Linked DNA regions of Homo sapiens: region 2 is linked to region 1. A link is a contact called in ENCODE Hi-C or POLR2A ChIA-PET data. All regions are on one chromosome and are shown on one strand. Each heading gives the region's core, a stretch centred on a gene start or an enhancer-like site at or near the end of the contact. The rest is flanking DNA. Distances are from core to core; before and after follow the strand shown. Region 1 overlaps STAMBP (STAM binding protein). Region 2 overlaps TET3 (tet methylcytosine dioxygenase 3).

Evidence for each region. Hi-C counts contacts between places; a loop is a spot of excess contacts on that map. ChIA-PET counts read pairs that join two places held with the same protein, here RNA polymerase II (POLR2A). Pooled maps may share reads with other maps.
Region 2: POLR2A ChIA-PET joins it to region 1 with 20 read pairs in activated CD4-positive, alpha-beta T cell. The contact joins two enhancer-like sites. A Hi-C loop is called at or near these places in 4 of 50 pooled maps. POLR2A ChIA-PET finds 5 or more read pairs at or near these places in 3 of 52 experiments (GM12878, MCF 10A and activated CD4-positive, alpha-beta T cell).

Annotation. Positions count from the first base shown.
Region 1 is chr2:73,836,669-73,844,284 of GRCh38, forward strand. All of the region lies in intron 2 of STAMBP (STAM binding protein), which reads left to right. LOC112268419 (a long non-coding RNA gene) reads right to left here. Exons shown (of 3, transcript XR_007087106.1): 2 at 2,164-2,234. Among named protein-coding and RNA genes, the nearest start is that of STAMBP, 12 kb to the left of the region's middle. Within about 2 kb of position 5,768, at least 2 of the 41 ENCODE cell types and tissues checked have a DNase peak (open chromatin) inside an H3K27ac peak, as active enhancers do.
Region 2 is chr2:74,022,631-74,030,246 of GRCh38, forward strand. All of the region lies in intron 3 of TET3 (tet methylcytosine dioxygenase 3), which reads left to right. Among named protein-coding and RNA genes, the nearest start is that of TET3, 42 kb to the left of the region's middle. RefSeq lists enhancers at 3,052-3,929, 3,930-4,807. Within about 2 kb of position 3,666, at least 6 of the 41 ENCODE cell types and tissues checked have a DNase peak (open chromatin) inside an H3K27ac peak, as active enhancers do.

The sequences.
Region 1 (7,616 bases), core at 4,518-7,017:
CAGTGGCCGCCGGCTGGGGAACAGGGCCTTCTTCCTCCCTGGGGCTCAGAGGGTGGCCTCAGCTGAGCTTGAGTAAGCCCAGCTCTTAGGCCCTGCGGCCAGAGGCTTGGCCTCCTGCCAGCAGAGGTGCATGCACACTGGGGAGGGGCTGCCATCTCCACTTCAACCCCTGGGCCAGGGGCTGGGGAAGAAATGGAGGCTTAGGCCTGGCCTGCTGCCCTGTAGGACTAGGTCCCCGGGGCTCAGGATTCCTGAGGCATGCAGAGAAGGGCCTGAGAATGCCTGAGATTTTCTAGTGAAGGGGCTCTTAATCTGGGGTCCAGGAACCTCACAGAGATTCATTGATAGAATTCAGGGGATCTGTGAACCGGAATAGGAAAAACTTTTCTTGTTTTTTCTAACCAGTGACTGAAATTTAGCATTTCCTTCCATTTTGAATGTAGGCCTCAAAGTACAGTAGTAGTAATATTTGTAATTTTGTCACCAGTAGAAATCAAGATATTTTCATATTGCATTACAGTTGTTGCTGACATCTCAAAATAGCATCTAAACATCACTACTTCAGAATTACAGTACAGAATTATTAGACCTACAGCTAGATCCCATTATCAAATGCATTGATAAAGAACACATTAGGCCGGGCACAGTGGCTCACGCCTGTAATCCCAGCACTTTGGGAGGCCAAGGCTGGCGGATCACGAGGTCAGGAGATCGAGACCATCCTGGCTAACATGGTGAAACCCCATCTCTACTAAAAATACAAAAAATAAGCCTGGCATGGTGGCAGGTGCCTGTAGTCCCAGCTACTCAGAAGGCTGAGGCAGGAGAATGGCGTGAACCCGGGAGGCGGAGCTTGCAGTGAGCCGAGATCGCGCCACTGCACTCCAGCCTGGGCAACAGAGCGAGACTCCATCTCAAAAAAAAAAAAAAAAAAAAAAAAAAAAGAACACATTAATACAGAAGAATATATCACAATTTTTAAAATTTTTGAAAACTGTTTTTCCATAAAATTGGGGTATTCTTGGTAATCCTTTGTACTTTAAGTTATACCTTAAAAAAATTGTTCTGAAAAGGGTCCATAGGCTTCACCAGATGCCAGAAGGATCCATGGAACATAAAAGATCAAGTATCTTTGTTAATAAGGCTAGGGAATGAGAAGAGAAGGAGCCTAGGACTGAGCCCTGAGGTTAGTTAATGGAGGGAGAGTCAATAGGGGAGACTTTCTTTGAAGGGAGGTTCAAGAGGCAGGAGGAAATCCAAGAGAGAATGGTGTTGTGTCATGGGAGCCAAAATAAATTAGTGTTTGAAAAAGGAGAGTAGCCACCTATGTCAGATGGGTGAAGACAGAAGATTGGCCTTTGGGTTTGGTAAGATGATGTCATGGGTGATCTTCATAAGCAATTTCGCTAGAAGGATTACAGAGACCCTAATTAGAACGGGTAGAAAGGTGAATGGACAGTAAGAAAGTGGAGGCAAAGGGTATAGACCTGAAAGTGGCAAATTTTTTTCTATAGGGGACCAGAGAGTAAAAATTTTTGGTTTTGTAGGCTACTTGCTGTGTCTGTGACTACCTCTGCTTTATAGTGTGAAAGTAGCCATAGACAACACATAAATGAATGGATGTGACTGGTTCCAATGACACTTTATTTACAAGAACAGATGGCTAGCTGGATTTGGCACACCAGCTGTAGTTTGCCAACCCCGGTATAGACAACTCTTTGGAGAAGTTTAGATGGGAAGGGAAGTAGAAAAATGGGGAAGTAGTTGATGGGGGACAAGGAGCGTGTGAACATGTGTATGTATTTTAAGTTAGGAGATTTTAGAGCATGTTTTTGCTGATGGAAAAGGATCTTATGGAGGAGGAGAGGCTAACAGTCCAGAAGAGAGCTTAGCTGTACTAATAAACTCCTCAGAAGTCAAGAGGGGATAGGATTAAGAGTACATGGATGCCTAAGGAATTGTTTTTTATGACACTTAGTGTTATTTTGAGTGACATATTAGTGTTAACAGCAAGACTGATATGGGGAGTTTGTCCCTGTCACTTATAGGACCACTTAAAATGATGAACTACTAGGAGAGTTGGTGCGGATGAGATTTAGCAGCTCATTTACTTGATTTGTGGGATTTAGAGTTTAATTTGGAATTTTGTTGTATTGGCCTTACCTGAAGTAATTAATGTAGCTACCTTCACTTTTCTTGGAGATACCTTTAAAATCTTGATTCTGATTCTGATTCTGTGAACAGAAAATCACAGCAATTGCAAACAAATTCTAGCTCACTGATTCTCAGTCTGTTTTCTGTTGTATTTTACTTAGTACATTCCTATCAATAACAGTGGCTCAGCTTTGGCAGTTACTACAACCGAGGAGAAAAGAGAGGGGAGTATACATCTGCCTCACCACTCCTCTGCCTCCCCTACTACTGAGAATCATTGTTCTAGACCTTTTGTGGATACTTTCTTTACTTCAGGGTTTTAAAAGGCATGTTTGTTCCTTTTCCTGGAGCAGTTCAGGCATCTTAATGATCTCAGGCATATTTCCCCCCTCAGTAGCTTCCCTAATGTAGGAATGCTTTGCCTTTTGCAGACCCCAGTATAGAAGAAAGAGTTCAGCATATTAAATCAGTACATATTTTCATGATGAGCGCAGACAATAAACCAGGCAGTGGATTCTTTCACAGCTTTTTATGGTCATCAACTAGGCTGCCCAGAAGGGAGTGAGAGTATTCAGGCAATTCCTGTGTGCTATGTGAGCCTCCTGGAACACCAACCCTTTTTCTGAAAATGAACTGTCACCTGTGTTGAAAATGTTTGCTGGGATTGGGGTTTATAGACTGAAGAAGGTTCCATCTGTGATCATGCTTACCATGCTGAGTAACTTTTAAGACTGGAAGAATCGAGATGAGGATCCTTAATGCATCCATGTTAAAGAACCTTTGCTTGACTTTTTGAATTAGTTGTTTTCATACAAAATTAACACTTATTCACGATTTAAAAAATTTTTCAAACACTACAAGGGAGATATTAAAGTGAAAAGAGAAGTCTCATCTATCAGAGGTGGCCACTATTGTATTTCTGGCATGGATGAGGTGTGATTAAGCTCATAGGTGCCCCCATGTGTCCTTTTCCTTAAAGCATCAATGGGATCTTACCACGTATTCTGTTCTGCGACTTGCTTTCTTCACAGTAGTGTCTTTCCATATCAGGACATACTGAGCCATCTCATTCTGCCTCAGAGCTATTCCATCTGCCTGGAACATGAATCTGGAACAGTCCCAGATTCATGGCTCACTCTTGTCTAGTCCTTACTCAAATGCCTCCTTCTTAATGATGACTTCCTTAGCTGCTGTATCTAAAATTTCAACCATTCCCCTATCCCTTTCTATCCCCCTTCCCTATTAATGACTTTCCTAGCATACTTCTGTTTATTGTCTGTTCCCCCATTGTAATGTATACTCTATGGTGGGGAGGAATATTTGACTGTGTTGTTCACTGCCATATCCCCAACCTTTAGAATAATTCTGGACCCTGTAGTAGATGCTCAGTAAATATTCACTGAATGAATGGGTGAATGATTACATTGTCTTCACATTTGAATGCACATTATTTTTTAAACAATCCCCTATTGATGGACATTTAGGGGTTTGTTTTTTTTTTTTTTTTCAGTTTTTTCTACTTTTTAAAACAATGCTGTATTGAATATTTTTATACATATATCTTTGTACTGTTTTATAATGATCTCTAGGATAAATTCCTAGAGATAGAATTGTGAGTTTAAAGGATATACACATTTTAAGTTGGATGCGGTGGCTCACGCCTGTAATCCCAGCATTTCGGGAGGCTGACGCGGGCAGATCACCTGAGGTCAGGAGTTGGAGACCAGCCTGGTCAACATGGCGAAACCCCATCTCTACTAAAAATACGCAAATTAGCTGGGCGTGGTAGCAGGTGCCTCTAATCGCAGCTACTCGGGAGGCTGAGGCAGGAGAATCACTTGAACCTGGGAGGTAGAGGTTGCAGTGAGCCGAGACTGCCCCACTGCACTCCAACCAGGGCGGCAGAGCAAGACTCTGTCTCAAAAAAAAAAAAATAAATAAATCAAAAAAAAAATAAATAGTACAAATTAAAAATAAAGGATATACACGTTTTAAATTTTGAATAATTAGCTTCCATTTTCCCTCCCTTAAGATGAAAGGTTATATTAATTTACAATCTTGCTAACACTGTATGGGTATCCCATTTCTCTATACCAGGTATGATCAACCTTTAAGTCCCATTTCTCTACCAGGTATAATTAACCTTTACGCCTTTGCCAATCCGATGGATGAAAATGGTATCTCATCCTAATTTGAATTTCTTTAATTATGAGTGGATTCAGCATTATTGCATATATTCATCTTTTGTATTTACTTTTCTGCTTATGTCTTCTTTTTTCATTGTTTATTGGGTCATTTTGCTTGTGTTTTTGCAATCATATCTTTGTTTGCTTTGGTACCTTTCCTCTCTCCAGGCTTCAACCAGATATAACCCCAGAGAACAGTATACATCTGGGCCACCGCTTTCTATCCTTAGAAAGTTTCTAGGGATAGAACTTTGAACCATGTAATGGAGTCTAGTTTATAAGTAAAGAAAAAACTCCCAAACCTGTATATGATGCTGGTGTTAGCATCTTCATCTCTTATTCTTGCTCACATTTTTTGTTTATTAGTTAAAAAAAATCATAGAAACCCATAGCAAATATTGACTATGTTCTAGATACCGTGTTTAGCATTTTATTATCTCTTTAAGTGTCACAGCAAGCCTGTCAGGGAGTACTAGTTTGTCTCCATCTCTACAATTTTATGGACAGGATATCAGCCATGTCCAACCCTTTGAATGCAAGGACTTTTTTGCTTATCTATGGTAGCAGATATCACCTTTTTAAAAGTTCATTAGCTAGTTAGTGTTAGTGTATTTTATGTATGGCCCAAGACAGTTCTTCTTCCAGTGTGGCCCAGGGAAGCTAAAAGGTTGGACACCCCTGCAAAAAACTGAGGGATGGTGAGATTAAGTGACTTGCCCAAGGTCACATAGCTAGTAAATGGCAAAACCAGGATTTGAGCCCAGGCACAGTGGCTCCAGAGCCAGCCCTACTAACCACTAAGTTCTTTTACCTCCAGTATGAGTAATGGGGTATGTTGCCCATTGTCTGTTTCAGGAGACCTTTTTGCCCATCTATCCCCATTCAGAAAACTGGCTACAGTTGTTGAAGCAAGGGAAAGCTATTCATGTACAGGTCTGGGAGGTTTTTTTTGTTTGTTTTTTGTTTTTGTTTTTTTACTTATAAACTAGATTTCCATTACATGGCTCAAAGTCAAAGTAATATAAAGAGGTACTTGGTGAAAAGTTTCACACCTACTCTTATCTGTTCTATTACCCCTGCCCTCATTTCTGTGTATACTTCCTGTTTCTTTGTATACTTACAAAGCAAAGTAAATAAATACGGCAGGCTAAATACGGCAGGTTGTCAAATAATGTCGTTTTGTCCAATGTCGTTTTGTTTTAATGTTGATGAGAAAAGAAAAATCCATTCCTGCCTGGGGCCACTGTCTGTGTGGAGTCTGCACATTCTCCCCATGTCTGTGTGGGTTTTCTCCGGGTATTCAAGTTTCTTCCCACACCCCAAAGGTCTGCACATTAGGTGAACTGGCATGTCTGAATTGTCCCCAGTCTGAGTGAGTGCAAGTGTATGTGTGATGCCAATGGGATGGCATCCTCTCCAGGGCTGGTTCCCACCTTGGCCTTGAGCTGCTGGGATGGACTCTGGCCACCTGGGACTGAATAGGCAGGTAAATCATTTACTTACTTGTTTTTATAAGTCTTTCTTAAATGTATGTATAGCTCATATTTATTTCAGTGTTTAATATTAGAAGTGTTTTGGTCTGTATTTAGAAGTCTGGTGTTTTTGTGACCAGGATAGATCAAAGGAACTTAACTCTTGTTTATGTCAATTAGTGCATGGTAAAGTTGGTTTTGTTATATGTCATTGTGCTTAAAGTCACAATTTCCAAGAACCTATCAACATTAAGGACTTACTGTGTATATGTACATACTTGTACATATATGTAATGTTTACTCATCAAATATTTATTGAGTGCCTCTTTATACAAGGCACTGTGCTGGCTTCCAAGGAGTATACAAAGAAGCATGAAACACAGAAATCTCTGGCCTCAGGAAGCTCGCAGTGTAGTTCTATAATAAGAGCATAAGTAAAAATAAAACATAGTGTTTATATGACATAGTACTTTCTTAGCTGATTCAGGCCTCAATACAAAGCACATTCAGCCTGCTAAAGGTAGTAAATATTAATATGTATCTTGGCTTTTGGGGCTAAGATGAGAGTTCTACTGAATCATCTATCAGTCTCTAAAATATAAGAAATATGTCTTATTTATCTTAATAGATTCTTCAGGACTTTATGGTTTGAACAAATGAATCTGTATTTCTTTTAAATATAGACTTCAAGGAAACTGTTTTATATCTTTCTTTTTTTTTTTTTTTTTCCAAATAGAGATAGGATCTCCCTCTGTCACCCAGGCTGGAGTGCAGTGGTGTGATCAAAGCTCACTGTAACCTCAGACTTCTGGGATCGAGAGATCCTCCTGCCTCAGCCTCCCAAGCAGCTGGGACTACAGATGCATACCACCACACCCAGCTAATTTTTGTGTTTTTTTATGTTTTGTTATATATGTTTGTGTATGTATATATATATATGTATATATATATATAAATTAAAAAATATAAATAGAGACAAGGTCTCACCCTGTTACCCAGGCTGGTCTTGAACTCCTGGGCTCAAGCAGTCTTCCTGCCTCGGTCTCCCAAAGTGCTGGGATTACAGGCATGAGCCACCGCACCCAGCCTCTTTTATATCTTCTTCATGAACCCAAAAGGAAGCTTTTTAAAGAACCATTTTTATTTTAGAGTCCATCCCTGCCTTGAGGAGCCTTATCAAGTTGGATCAAAATGAAACTTGTGTGCCTAATATAGAACTGAAGGATGAGGACTTATCTTTAGAAAGTTTGTTTTGGTGGGGATCATCTTTTTTCTTTATTGAGGATTCTTCTTCCAATTACTTCTGCCCCATGGGCAGTAAGTAGAAAAGAGTTTATCCCAATTACAATATAATATTTTAGAGCTATCAGCAAGCTACCTTCAATTTATTTTTTTATCTCAGTTTCTGTGTATTACAACTTAATTCTGTTAAAAGACATCTTTGTTCAGAATCCCTCCAGTAGTTCTAGACATTCCAGAATCCGTATGGAAGAAGTATGGTGTAGTGGTTAAAAGAATAGGCTCTGGAGCCAGCCTGCTCATACTGAAATTCTGAATCTGCCACTTTCTTTCTGTGACAGGTTACTGGACTTTTATTTATTTTCACTGCCCCTAAGTAGATGTCTTAAATGTTAGAGATTTGTGAATTAATTAAGTTTATTCTCCCCACTGAGCTTTAGAGCCATGGACAAGAACCAAAAGATGAAATCTAGCATCTTATATTTACCTAAGCACTTTTCATCAAAGACAGTGCATGCTAACATGTAATATGCACATACTACATGCATAGAACACATGCACTAAG
Region 2 (7,616 bases), core at 2,416-4,915, 180 kb after region 1:
TAAGAGGAATTGAGGGGCAATTAGGCAGGTATAGGCCAGACCAGTGCTTCTCCACTTTATCTTCTTCATCCAGATAACCTGGGATTCTTACTACAATGCATTTTCAAATTCAGTGAGTCTGAGATGAGGCTGAGAGTCTGCTTTTTATTTTTTTTATTTTTTTGAGATAAGAGTCTTGCTCTGTCGCCTAGGCTGGAGTGCAGTGGCATGATCTTGGCTCACCGCAACCTCCACCTCCCAGTTCAAGCGATTCTCATGCCTCAGCCTCCCAAGTAGCTGGGACTACAGGCACTCGCCATCACGCCTGGCTAATTTTTGTATTTTTTGTGGAGATGGGGTTTCACCAAATTGACCAGGCTGGTCTTGAACTCCTGACCTCAAGTGATCTGTTGACCTCTGCCTCCCAAAGTGCTGGGATTACAAACGTGAGCCACTGCGCACGGCCTTATTCTGCATTTTTTAACCTCTGAGGTCATGTTGATGCTGCTGTTCCTTGGACCACATTTTTGAGTAGCAAGGGGCCAGGAGTTTCCAAACCTGGGTGACCATCAGAGGTACCTCATCAGCATTGATATTAATTAATTTTCAGATATGTAGTTTGATTTATTTTTATTTTTATTTAATTTCGAGACAAGGTCTTGCTGTGTCACGTAGGCTGGAGTGCAGCGGTGCTGCGATCATGGCTCACTGCAGCCTCCACCTCCTGGGCACAATCACTCCTCCTGCCTCAGCCTCCTGAGTAGCTGGGACTACAGGTGTGCGCCATCACACCCAGCTAATTTTTCTATTTTTCGTAATGATGGGGTCTCACTGTGTTGCCTGAGCTGGTCTTAAACTCCTGGACTCAAGTGATCGTCCTCCCTCGGCCTCCCAAAGTGCTGAGATTACAGGTGTGAGCCACAGCGCACAGTTTAGTTATGATTTTCAGGAGCATTTTGGAACTCAGAGTTTTTCTGCACCTTAATCCAGAGACTTTAGGCTGTGGGACTGAGCCTAGCTTGGCCACATCTGGTTGGTGACTTCCAGACAGTGGCTCCCAGTGGCTCTGGTGATTGATATTATCAGTATTTCTATGACTTCTTGAATATGTTTTCCTAGAAAATTGTTCTTTAATTCATGTTTTCAAAGTTTTTAGTAAAGCATTTCACAGATGGTGGTTATATTCCTTTTATATTTCTAATATTTGTTTTTTTCTTTTTAAAATAACCAGTCTTGTCAGAGGTTTGTTTGTTTTATTGGTTTTCAGGAGAGTCATCTCTTGGATTCATTTATAAATACCACTACATTTTGTTTTCTAATCCACTATTTCTGTCTTTATCCCTCCTGATTCAGTTTTTCCTACCTTTCTTTGTTTTTATTTTCTAGCTTCTTGGATTGAAGCCTCAATTACTTTTTTCTCATTTAGTAAAACTATTTATGAAAACATGAATTTTTCTAATAGATACTGTTCTCACTGATATTTAATCTTTAGATATGTAGTTGTGTGTGACTTTATTTTTTTCCTTCATCCTGGAGTTATTTAGGAGACTTGCTTAGGATTTCCAGATGTTGTATTCCTTTCAGTTAGCAAGGGCTTGAAGGCTGCCTTCCCAGGGCCCTACTCGTTTGCAGACCAGTCTGTGAGTCTGTGCTCTGCATGGTCTTGTATGCTCATGGTTGGAACTTGTGCAGGTGTGTTGCTGAAACTTTGAGTTGGCCCTCTGGCATGCACATGACAGGGGCTGTCTGTGCCCTCTGTGTGTGGAGGGAAGGGGTCTTGGGAGGAGAGAGGGTGGACCCTGTTCCCAGGCACTCTGTTTCTCCTGTCAGCCTTGCCTCTTCAGGCTGTTGCCCAGCCTGGAGACCATCCAGGCGGCCCCCTTCTTCCTTGCCCTCTGCTCTGCGGTGGTCATCCGGTACCCAGGGTGGTGTCTGGGGCTCAGTGTCCCTCAGTGTTAGATGAGCTGAGGGCTGGTGGAAGGGGGATGGGATTAAGTCAGAGAACTTGAGTTCTGGAGCCCCTCCTGCCTCCAACCAGCCATTTGTCAGTGACTGCTTGTTTCACCGTTTCCTGTTCCTCGTTGTAAGATTTGGGGAATGTTACCTTTTCACAGAAACTAGAAAAGCCATAGATACCATACAGTAAACATCACTCTTTTAAAAAATATTTTTTATTTCGGCATAATTTCAGAGTTTTACAAAAGTTGCAGGAATAGTACAAAGAATTCTCTTCACTTGGATACCTAAATGTTAATATTTTACTACATTTGCTTTATCCTTTTCTTTCTCTGTAATTTGTATTTGAACCATTTGAAAGTAAGTAGCAGGCCAGGCGCCGTGGTGGTGGCTCACGCCTGTAATCCCAGCACTTTGGGAGGCCGAGGCGGGTGGATCATGAAGTCAGGAGATCAAGACCATCCTGGCTAACACAGTGAAACCCCGTCTCTACTAAAAATACAAAAAAGTTAGCCGGGCGTGGTGGCGGGTGCCTGTGGTCCCAGCTGCTCAGGAGGCTGAGGCAGGAGAATGGCGTGAACCCGGGAGGCGGAGCTTGCAGTGAGCCGAGATTGTGCTACTGCACTCCAGCCTGGGTGACAAAGCGAGACTCCGCCTCAAAAAAAAAAAAAAAAAAGTAAGTAGCAAAACTGATGTCCTTTACTACTAAATAGTCAAATGTAGGTTTTTGTTTTTTTTTTTGAGATGGAGTCTCGCTCTGTTGCCCAGGCTGGAGTGCAGTGGCGCGATCTCGGCTCACTGCAAGCTCTGCCTCCCGGCTTCACGCCATTCTCCTGCCTCAGCCTCCGAGTAGCTGGGACCACAGGCACCCACCACCACGCCCGGCTAATTTTTTGTATTTTCAGTAGAGACGGGGTTTCACCTTGTTAGCCAGGATGGTCTCGATCTCCTGATGTCGTGATCCGCTGCTGGGATTACAGGCGTGAGCCACCGCACCCGGCCTGAATGTAGGTTTTCTAAAATCATGTCAATAACCACAAAGGAGCCATCAAAATCAGGAAGTTAATGTGGATACAGCATTATTATACCAGCTAACCTAGGCTTACTTAAATTTTACCAATCGTTACAACCTCTCTTGTAAGAGAAACCCCCCAGATCACATGCTGTGTCCAGTGGTCAGTTTGTTGTTTGTTTAAGTCTCCTTTAATCTGGAGCAGATTCTCAGTTTTTCCTGATATTTTTAAAGAATTGTTTTTGGCCAGGCGCTGTGGCTCATGCCTGTAATCCCAGTGCTTTGGGAGGCCAAGGTAGGAGGATCACCTGAGGCCAGGAGTTTGAGAGCAGCTTGGGCGACAGAGTGAGACCTCATCTCCAAAAAAAAATAATAATAATAATTGTTTTTAAGCACATGAGGAAGCTGACTCCTTGTCCTCATAGCTCCCAGGGAACACTCAGCTCCTAGTTGTGTGTCATCAGCAAAGCCTAAGGCAGAGAGGTGGGGCAGGGCCCAGCTCCCCAGGAAGCTGCCTTCTGCTCTCCCCTTTGCCCCTCTGTAATACCAGGCCACAGCATCCCACCCCACCCTACCCCACCCATTCCCTGGCTGGTTTGGTGTTAGCCTGGGATGGAGGCCATCGCTGGGGGGAGAGAGGGACTTTGACACTGGTCTGCCACTGCCTCTCCCTGAGATCAGGGCTGAGGAACAGAGATCACTGCCTTGGGTAGGGCCCAGCCGCTGCTTTCTGAAGAGTAACACCCTCGGTTTGGGGATGTGGGTTTTAACACCCCTGTCACCCCCCTCTCCCCCACCCCAAAACTTTGAGGCCAGTGGCCGGGGATTGTTAATCCCCAGTCAGAGGTGTGTGTCCCAACTGAGGTATGTCCCGAGGGTGAGCCAGAGGGAGCAGGTTGCCTGTTCTCGGACCTAAGGAGGTTCCAGAGTGGTTATTTGCATTACAAGGGCAGTGCTTAACAGATAATTGACTGTTAGGTTATCTTTTAGTAGCAGAACTCCCTTGTATAATAGATATTAAAAACATGATTTGTTTTTTAACAAATGATTTGCATTTAGCTTTTTAAGGTCATGCTTATTGCATATTATGCATTCTTTGTCTCACTTATTTTTATTTTATTGAATCGCTCGCAAACTTCCCCTCCAACTTTTTTTTTTTTTTTAATTCTAAGGGCCTTTGAACCAAGTTCCATTTCCTGTTTTCTAGTTATCTGTGACTCTACCCAGGGAATCAGCTGGTTTTAAGTCAGTGGTTCTCATTTCCAGGCCCCCTGCCCATGCATTTCCAGAGCTCATCTCTCTCTTCCCCAACCCAGAGCTCAGGGCTGTCCCAGCTTGCTTTTCTCCCCACTCAAGAGTTGCCACCACTCCTACTGTCCCCTGCAGTGACGTGGGAGGTATTCTTCCCATCTTTCTTTGACGGAAAAGGGACCACCACTACTTTCCCTGAGATAAGACCCTCCTGTTTTCACTTTCACTTGTAACCCAGTAGGGAAATAAAAGGAGAGAGAAATGCTGATGAACGAGTTGCAGAGAATGAATTGCACGACACTCTTGCCTTTCCCTTTCCTCTGTCCCTGTCTCCCAACCATTGTTTGAGGGTGAGCTCACTGGCTCACCCACCCTCCTTGAGCTTGTGTTCAGTTTCTGCTTTTGCCTCAAAGCTGCTTATGGAGATGCAGATGAAGGATCAATGTGTGCTTTCTCGTTTTCTTAGCCTTTTAGACTTTCGGGGTAGAAGGTGGGTGATGAGAAGTGACTTTTTTTTTTTTTTTTGAAATTACAGTTTTATTGAGATATAAATCATATACAGTTCACCCATTGGCAGTGTATAATTCAGTGGTTTTAGTGTAGTCAGGATTGTGCAACCAACACCACTCTCTTAGTTCACAAAATTTTTATCCATCCCTAAAAGAAACCCTGTGGCAAATAGCATTCACTCCTCTTTGTTCCCCTAACCCCCTCAGCCCCTGGCAACCACTTATCTTTCTGTCTCTGTGGATTTACCCAATCCATGCATTTCATATAAATGGAATGTTATAGTATATATCTTTAGTGTCTGGCTGACTTAGCATAACATTTTCAAGGTTCATCCATGTTGTAGCCTGTGTCAATACTTTATTCCTTTTCATGACTGCATAATATTCCATTGTATGCACAGACCACATTTTGTTTATCCATTCTTTAGTCACTGGACATGTAGGTTATTTTCACTTTGGGCTGTTATGAATAATGCTGCTATGAACATTTATATACACGTTTTTGTGTGAACATGCCCATTTTAAAATTGGGGTTTTTTGGTTAAGGGGTTGTAAGAGTTTGTTATCTCTTCTATATGAGTTCCTTGAATATGATTATATGTATATATGTATATGATTTATAAATTTTTTTCCCATTGTGTGGGTTTTTTTCACTTTTTTTTTAAGAGGCAGGGTCTTACTCTGTCATCTGGGCTAGAGTGCAGTGGAGTGATCATGGCTCACTGCACCTGGAACCCCTGGGCTCAGGGGATCCTCCTGCCTCAGCCTCCCAAGTAGCTAGGACTACAGATGTGTGCCACCACCATGCCTGCCTAATTTTAAAAAAAAAATTATGTAGAGCAGGGGTCTTGCTTTGTTGCCTGGGCTGGTCTCAGACTCCTGGCATCAAGCAATTCTTCAGCCACCCAAAGTGCTGGAATTACAGATTTGAGTTACCATGCCTAGCCGTTTTTTTTTTCACTTTCTTGATGGTGTCCTTTGAAACTCAAAAGTTTTTAATTTTGATGAAGTACAGTTTATCTTTTTTCTTTTGGTCTCATATCTGAGAAAGTTCTGCCTAATCCAAGATAATAAATATTTATGTCTGTTTTAGAGTTTTATAGTTTTAGTTCTTACACTTGGGTCTTTGATCCATTTTGAGTGAGTTTTTGTATATGGTGTGAGGCAGGGGTTCACATGCTGTTGCAACTGGATAACCAGTTGTCCCAATTAAAAGACTGTTCTTTTCCCATTTAATTATCTTAGTGTCTTCTCACTGTTTTGTAGATGTTTATAGTAGATGAGAGAGCTAGATTGGTCTTTATAGCTTTTTTATTGGTTACTTGCATGTATTGTTTGGTATTAACATTTACATGATGTACATCAGTTATCTTCAAAATTTCTGGTGAAGGACTAAGTTTTAAAAATTTCTAATTCATGGACTGATAATTTTGTAAAAATAAGAATGAATTACTAGAAAAATGATCATGTGCTTAGATGCCATGACAATGTCAAATTGTGATACAAGTGTCTAAAGTTAACACTCTTAGCTTTTGTATTTACCTTGTCACAGACTAATGGAGATAGCAGAATAGTGCTAGTCCATAGATCACACTTACAGGAGTCCTGGCCAAGACTCAGCTGGCCATGCTCAATCTGCTTATCTCTTGCTGGGCATGTCTTCAACCAGTGTTTGTAGAACCATGGGCCTTAGGGGGTCTCATGATTGTTACCTTGGGGTACTGGAACAGCAAATACTAGTGTTACTACTGCTTCTCCTCCAATCTTGAAAGGGGCAGTTGTCCCCAAAGGCTTACTAGACACGTACCTTTTATATTTGTAGTCACCCAAATAAGATGAAGCCCTTGTACTAATGTGAGTAAAATCCTACCCCTACCTGTTGTTATCAAGGTTGCTTCCTACAGCCTTCAAGGTTGAGTAGAATCCATCCATTCAGCCTTTAGTGCCAAGTTGCCATCCCTGTTCTCAAGGGAATAATAAGCCCAAATAGACATGGAAGGAGGAGGAAAGACACTATTCCAACAGTCAATACGTCCCTTGGGAATATAGCAAACAGGAGAAAACCTAGAGATTCAGCCTCCGGGGCCCTGTGTGTGCTATATACATGCCAGAGAAAACAGTACAGCTATTAAAAATGAAATTCTTGAAGAATAGTTAACAATATAGGAAAATGTTTATACAGTTAGGGAAGAAATTAGCATATGAGAAAAAACCACTGATATACTCAGTCATCCCAGTTTTGTAAATTAAGTGTATGTTGCATAGTTAAAAAAGATACCAAATACAAACTATAGTCATCTTTAGGCAGTGGGAGATTTTTACATCTTTTTTATTCTCCACAGTGAAAAGAACCTCTTGTTCTGTCTCTCTCAGCAACTTCTACTGAAGCTGTCCTTTCTGTTCCTTATTCTATGCCTATGACCTCTCTTTATTCTCTTGGATCATCCACCAGGGTTTTCTCTGGCTCTATAATGAGTTTGTAGTATGCCTTTGATATCCTGTCAGTAACTACACTAGTGGCAGCTTCACTTGGAGATAAAGTCACTGTTAATATCAGTTTTCATTGCTTTCATCACATACTCAAAACCACAGAGTATGTATGTAACATGGGTTTATGTTGCCCTGCACATGTTAGTGATAGTGGTACAGTATCAGTTCCTAAAGGAACTTGCCTTTGAATAGGATCTAAGACAAAATCAAACGTCTAAAAAGTCCCTATCCAAGAGAAAGGACTCTGTTTGTTCACTACTCTATCCACAAAGAAGTGATGCGGAATGTATATTTGTTTGAGAGATAAATGAATGAATACATAATTATGTATGCATATAGGAAAGGAATGGTTGTTATGATGTGCTGATAGCATCAGTGAGTGACATCTCATAATTCTGTGGGCTGCAAATACTTATTTT